Regions from separate parts of the Homo sapiens genome. Here region 2 is linked to region 1. Evidence: chromatin contacts called from ENCODE Hi-C data. All regions are on one chromosome and are shown on one strand. The core of a region is the stretch at or near the end of the contact, and the rest is flanking DNA. Distances in the headings are between cores, read along the strand shown.

Region 1 (3,274 bases), core at 666-3,165:
CTTCTCCTTAGCATTTCACACTTTTTAACAGACTATATTTTTGTTATATATTTTATTTATTGTCTTCTCCCCCACTCCCAGGAAAGCACCACAAGGGCAATCATTTTTGCTTTCTTTGTTCACTGCATCTAGAACAATGCCTAACACGTATTTGTTGACAAATATTTGTTGTTGAATAAATTTCCACGACTATTTATTTATTTTGAGATGGAGTCTCACTCTGTAGCCCAAGCTAGAGTGCAACGGCACGATCTCAGGTCACTGCAACCTCCGCCTCCCGGGTTCAAGCAATTATCGTGCCTCAGCCTCCCAAGTAGCTGGGATTACAGGCATGCACCACCACACCCGGCTAATTTTGTATTTTTTTAGTGGAGACGGGGTTTCACCATGTTGGTCAGGCTGGTCTCGAACTCCTGATCTCAGGCGATCCACCCGCCTCGGCCTCCCAAAGTGCTGGGATTACAGGCGCGAGCCACCGCGCCCGGCCACGACTATTAATTATTAGACTTTCCCAATGGCTAAGAACTAAAACATGGTATCTTTCTGGCTTACCAATGTACTCCCAACACCTAGCTCAGTGCCTGGCACAGAGTAAGTGCTCAGTAAAAATTTATTTAATGAATCAAAGCCACAACTAGTTGAAAAATTGGAAAATGATCAAAATGGACGCACTAGCACCACACTTCTGCCCCTTTCACTGTGTAACGTAACAGTGAGGTTGAGGAAACAGACTACTAAAATACCACCAAGCATCCACCAGGCCAGGAATCTGTCTGTCCACATCCTCCGCACTCTGCCACACTGTGCACCACACTGCACCCGCGACAGAAGCACCCTACAGGCCCTCCATGAGCACAGGCCTGAACTCAAGTGGGCAAACCATAAGCCAAATACCGTCTTACTCCCCAAGTCCCATTCTTCTACTGCCAGTCCTATTCTAGACTAGTCCTGGATGCCAAACATGCTTCCCTGGGTGGGCCTGTGGACTTATTCCAATCCAGGACCTTTAATGCCACCTTTGGCCTACTCAAAAAATGGTTTAAAATCCCTAAACAGCTTCAATAATCCTGCAGTACTCAGGAGCAGGCATACCTAAGGTCATACGGACCCCTCCCCCTCACAAACGCTGATCCAAGGCCAGGAGGCCATCTGTCCAGCAGACGCTCTCCTGTCCTCCCTCAGGTCACACTGAGCCTCCCGCCAACCCCCTCGTTGGCAGGAAGAGCCCTTGCAGAGAGACAATTTTCACCCTGATCAACAGGCCTGGTCACCCCTGAGGACCCCAACTCTGGAGCTCTAGGAATACCTGTCTGCTCCGGGAGAAACCTTCCTCAGGGTCAGAACTTGGGCTCAGGGGAGGGGAGTACTGAGGAGCGCCAAAGAGGGTCGTTCCCCGAAGTGTCTGCCCTGTGACGGCGACAGCTCTTCGGGCGGCGGGGACGGTCGGGCTGACAGGCCGTCCCAGAGGGAGAAAGTGGCACCGTTATCCGTGCCCGGGCTGGGGGCCGCCGGCTATCGCCGAGGGCGGCCGCACGTCCCGCCCAGCGCGGAGGACAGCAGCGTGCCCGGCCTGCCAAGGAGCGGCGGTCGCAGCGGCGGTCGCAGCGGCGGAAGGGGCCGGCGCCCGACGGCCGGGGGCGGGGTGGGGTGGCGGCCCGGGCCCGCCAGGCGGCGGTCGGGGGAAGTGGCTGCCGCCTCTGGCGGCGGCCAGGGTCCGCCAGGCTGCAGGGCCGGGCCCCGGCTCGGGCTCGGACTCGGTCCCGGCTGCGATCCTCCCGGGCCCAGGCTGGGGCTGCCCCGGCCCGCAGGCCCCGCTCGGCCCGGCCCGCGGGGGGCGCTTACCTGGCGGCGGCGGCGGCGACTGCAGGCCAGAGTCTCGGCCGCGCGCGTCCCCAGCGCCGGCTGCGGGAGCCACAACATGGCGACGGCGATGGCGGGCGGGGCTGCGGCTCCGGGGGCGGAGCGGGGGCGGGAGCCGGCCTGGCGGCGGGACCTGGCTGGGGCTGCCGCGGCGGGGGATTGGGGGGGGGGGGGGGCAGGCGGAAGGCGACTCGGACCTGGGCACCGGCCCAGGACGGTGCGGTGGAGGGGCTGCCCCGGCCTGGGCCCGGCCTCCCGCCTCCCGCCTCCCGCCCGAGGCGGGCTGCGCGGCGCAGGCCCGGCGACGGCGACGACGGCGGCGGCGGGTAGGGCGGGGCGGGACGCGACGGGACGGGGCGGGGCGGGGACGGCGCCGCTCAGGGCTGGACCCCCGACCCCGGCCGGCCCCCGCCCGGCTCCAGTCCCCGCCACCCGTGCTAGGCACCCTGTGCGGTCGGGCAGGCAGCCGCTGCCAGCGACCTGGGCCTCTTGTCCTCTGACGCGCCTCGGGGCAGGGGCAGGGGCCGAGGCCGCCCACTAGAGGAACAGGATCTGCCTACGCAGCTGTCTCGCCCGGCAAAGAGCGCCCAGGACCCGGGACTGCGTCCTCTTCACTGAGACCTGGCGCATAGGGGGCCTAGTCGAGGCTGTTAAGTGAAAGCAAGCAGGGGTGGCGTGGGCCTGGCGCTCAGGTGCGCCCTAAATGTTTGGTCATAGCTGGCTACAAGGACATTCGCGCAGGCTTGGAGGTGCGGGGCAGCCTGACGTGTTGCCTCTGGGGTAACCGAGGGACGCGCGGCAAACAGAGATGGAGGACTGGCAACGGGTGCCTCGAAGAGGTAGACTGGGAGATCTCTCAGGGTTACTGGGGAAACGATGACTGTGCAGGGTGAGAACTCAGTGAGTCTGGCAGAAGGCTGGGAGGGTGACCGGCAGGACCTTCCAAGAACCCGGCGTACCTGGAAACTGGGTCCGCAGCATTAGGGCGGCAGCAAGGTCAGGGTGTGGGAACACGGAGATGAGGCCCTGGTGACTAGGAGTGAGCACACACTGCTAACCATGGAGAAATTCCTTCTCCAGGAAGGAGATGCAAATGTGCAAGATGGCTGGAACTAACATGCAGCCGGAGCCTGCTGTGCACCAGGCACAGAACTGAGTTGAAGAGCTTGTCTAAAGAGTATGTTAGCCAATGAAGCAATGGAGTTAATAAAGGGTGATGATTTCAAATGTTTGGCAGTGAGAGAGAGAAAAGTAGGCCTGGAGCTCAAGAAGTACCAAGAGTAAAGGAGAAAGTTGGGTCCTACTGTGGAAGCTGAGGCAAAAGCATCCCTTAAGCCGAGAAGTTTGAGTTCAGCCTGGGCAACATAGCGAGACCCTCCCTCTCTGCAAAAGAGTAAAGGGAAAAGTTGATTGT
Region 2 (3,345 bases), core at 26-2,525, 570 kb before region 1:
TCTCCCCTCTGTGAGTTGTCTCTTCACTTTGTTGATTGTTTCTTTTGCTGTGCAGAAACTTTTTAGCTTGAGATGTTCCCAGTTGTCCACTTTTGCTTTGGTTGCCTGTGCTTTTAAGGTCTTACTCAGGAAACATTTGCCCAGAGCAATGTCCTGGAACATTTCCCCAGTGTTTTCTTTTAGTAGTTTTATGGCTTCAGGTCTTAGATGTAAGTCTTTAATCCATTTTCATTTGATTTTTTTTTTTTTTTGAGACTGAGTTTCGCTCTTGTTGCCTAGGCTGGAGTGCAATGGCATGATCTCGGCTCACCGCAACCTCTGCCTCCTGGGTTCAAGCGATTCTCCTGCCTCAGCCTCCTGCATAGCTGGGATTACAGGCATGTGCCACCACGCCCAGCTAGTTTTGCATTTTTAGTAGAGACAGGGTTTCTCCATGTTGGTCAAGCTAGTCTCGAACTCCCGACCTCAGGTGATCCGCCCGCCTCGGCCTCCCAAAGTGCTGGGATTACAGGCATGAGCCACTGCAATTGGCTGATTTGATTTTTATATATGGTGAGAGATAGGGGCCTAGTTTCATTCTTCTGCATATGGATATCTAGTCATAATAGAGTTTTGAAATACAAATGGACCCAAAGTTATGCAGCAGATGGGGGATTCCTAGAGTGGATGCTTGGGTTATGTTGAGCTCCAAACCCCAAGGCTTAAGGTAGAATGATTTTGGTTCTGATAGACGGAGGAAACTCCCAATTCCTTAGTATTAAATTCTCCTAGGAAGCTATTTTCTGACTTGCAGTGCCCTGTTCTGCAAGGATCGAGTCACAGGAAACATCAAGAAAGATGTGGTTAGTTCTTTACCAACTGCTGGACTGCTGGAATGTCCTCTGCCTTGATTCAGATGTTACTGGGGTGGGAGGGAAGCCCCTAATTATAGTCAGTTACTGACTCATATCCATACTTTGCTCATGGTTATTTCCTCTGAGAAGAAAATATGTGGTATTTTTGCCTAATGGGTGCGTATGTGTGTGTTGTTTATTATCTCTCCACAACGTCTTTACATGACCTTTAGCTGTAGGGTTGGGCCTTCCTAGGAGCTCTTAAGTCAGCTCCAGCTGTGCACACTGCTGCTGGATTGCTTTCACAGGCACACCCAGAATGTGGGTGTGGCATTGAAATACACAGCTCTCTGGGGTGTCATTTCACACTACCTGCTGTGGTCAGTAGCAACTGAACAGGATCTGGAAGCACACCTGCTCCTAGGAACTAGTCAGGACTCCCTAGGTTACAAGGAGCAGAAACCCAATGCACAGATTTAAAGGCAAAAAAGACTTACTGGCATATGTAACTGCATAGCATTGGAGGAGATTCAGGTACAGCTGGATCCAGGCCCCCACAGGATCATTGGAAGCTATTTCTATCTGCTTTCTTCTGTATTGGCCTCTTTTCAGGTGCACTCTCCCCCATCTGGTGGCCTGGGGCATATACAGTCTTCTGTTAATATTTTACTTGCTTATTAACTCCAGTATTTTTTATATACTGAGTTCTTTTTGAATGCTCTCTCTCTCAATAATTCCAGCAAAGGTTTGGAGACTTTTAATGGTCCAGCTAGGGCTATGTAACCATCTCTGAAGCAATCACATTGGCTAGGGCGGTAGAGTGGTCTCACCAAGAGGACACACATGCCCACCCCATTTCTGAGGCAGGGGCTTAGATCCACATGACACGGATTGAGAAAAGAAAGGTAGCTTTTGTTATAACAACTATTTGTACATACAAACTTCTCTGGAGTTAATTTTAGATAACTAATTTTTGAATACAGCGAAGTTTGAAATGATAGATTATAAACCTAATTTGTGAACATCGTCTTCCTACCTAACCGTATTTTATGAATTTCCACACTTAATGAAAATATGCTTTAAAAACATAGAAGTTTTCAATTCAAATGAGTAAGAAAGTTTCTGTACCGGGCATGGTGGCTCATGCCTGTAATCCCAGTACTTTGGGAGGCTGAGGTGGGCAGATCACTTGAGGTCAGGAGTTTGCGACCAGCCTGGACAACATGGTGAAACCTCATCTCTACTAAAAATACAAAAATTAGCTGGGCGTGGTCGTGGGAGCCTGTAATCCCAGCTACCTGGGAGACTGAGGCAGAAGAATCACTTGAACGTGGGAGGCAGAGGTTGCACTTAGCCAACATCCTGCCACTGCATTCCAGCCCGGTCGACTGAGCGAGACTCCGTCTCAAATATATATATATATATATATATATATATATATATATGTTTTTTTTTTAATAAAGCAATTGGGCAGCAACAGAGCGCTTATGTCTTTATATCGAATGGAAGAAAAACCCAATAGAAGAAATCTACTGCTTCTGACAGATCTTAGGGCATAATTTATTCAGACTTGGGGCCTTGAGTTCAATTTGATTCATTGAAAGCTCAGGAAACATTTTGGTTTGGTTTAAAGACTTGCCCATTTAGTTTTCCTACTGAAGGGATTTCTAACACAGTACCTGGAAAAAGAAAGTGTTTCTAGATTGAAGGAGTTTGCTGCAAATCTTCTCTCTTATTAAAGAAATACTCGTATTTCTGACTTCATATTTTCCCTTCTCTGAGGGGGCTTGTATTCTCTTTCATTGCACAGGGGTAAGATGCATTTTGGAGATGCGTTGCTTGATTTTAACTTCTGGCTCTGTTTCTCTGACTGTGACTTCATCAGAAAGCTAGTCACTCAGTGCCTTTCTATGCTTCCATTTCCTCATCTGTGAAAACCTACATAGGATAACCTACAGAAACTACTTAGGATGGTGCCTGGCACGTAGTAAGCCCTTTATTGGTGTTTGCTACCACTATTGTTATTTCATGAGCTCTCAAAGCACACAACCACAAGCCTGTTTTACTTCTGGTTGAGATGAAGCTTGGAGGGCAGAGGGCAGACGCCTGAAGCTAAGCAGCTTATTAAAAGTAGAATAGAAATAGATGAGAGGAAACCAAAGTGCTTTTCTCTTTAGATAGTTATCAAAGCACGCTTCGCTGCAGACTATGGGCTTGGGTATGGCCAGAGATCAAAGGCCCTCTTATGTGCAGTGACATTTCTGAGCACAGGGCTGAGTTATAAAACCCTTGAATGGAAGGTTTTGGAACTTGGAACACGGCTTGGGCTAGAAGGGCAGGGTTTTTATAGAGGCGATTCATGGAAGCGCTTATGCTGGTGAAGAACCCAGACTGTTATGACTCACTTGTCTCTTTATTGCTTTGGACCAAGAACTGTTGTTTCCTTTTAAGTGCCCCTGTAGGAGATGAGCTACAGACTAGGGCCAAGATAACTCTTGCAGGAAGACAGAGT

The links. Hi-C counts contacts between places; a loop is a spot of excess contacts on that map. Pooled maps may share reads with other maps.
Region 2: a pooled map shows a loop between it and region 1 (2.3-fold over the local background). The contact joins the enhancer-like site here to the promoter of ZNF592 in region 1. A Hi-C loop is called at or near these places in 4 of 37 single-sample maps with no recorded cell type and 4 of 50 pooled maps.

The regions. Positions count from the first base shown.
Region 1 is chr15:84,747,233-84,750,506 of GRCh38, reverse strand. ZNF592 (zinc finger protein 592) reads right to left here and starts at 1,915. Exons shown (of 11, transcript NM_014630.3): 1 at 1,843-1,915. RefSeq lists enhancers at 944-1,023, 1,552-2,391, 2,464-2,763 and silencers at 1,424-1,913, 1,974-2,393.
Region 2 is chr15:85,316,226-85,319,570 of GRCh38, reverse strand. No RefSeq gene overlaps it. Among named protein-coding and RNA genes, the nearest start is that of MIR7706, 63 kb to the left of the region's middle. RefSeq lists an enhancer at 967-1,066. Within about 2 kb of position 1,275, at least 7 of the 41 ENCODE cell types and tissues checked have a DNase peak (open chromatin) inside an H3K27ac peak, as active enhancers do.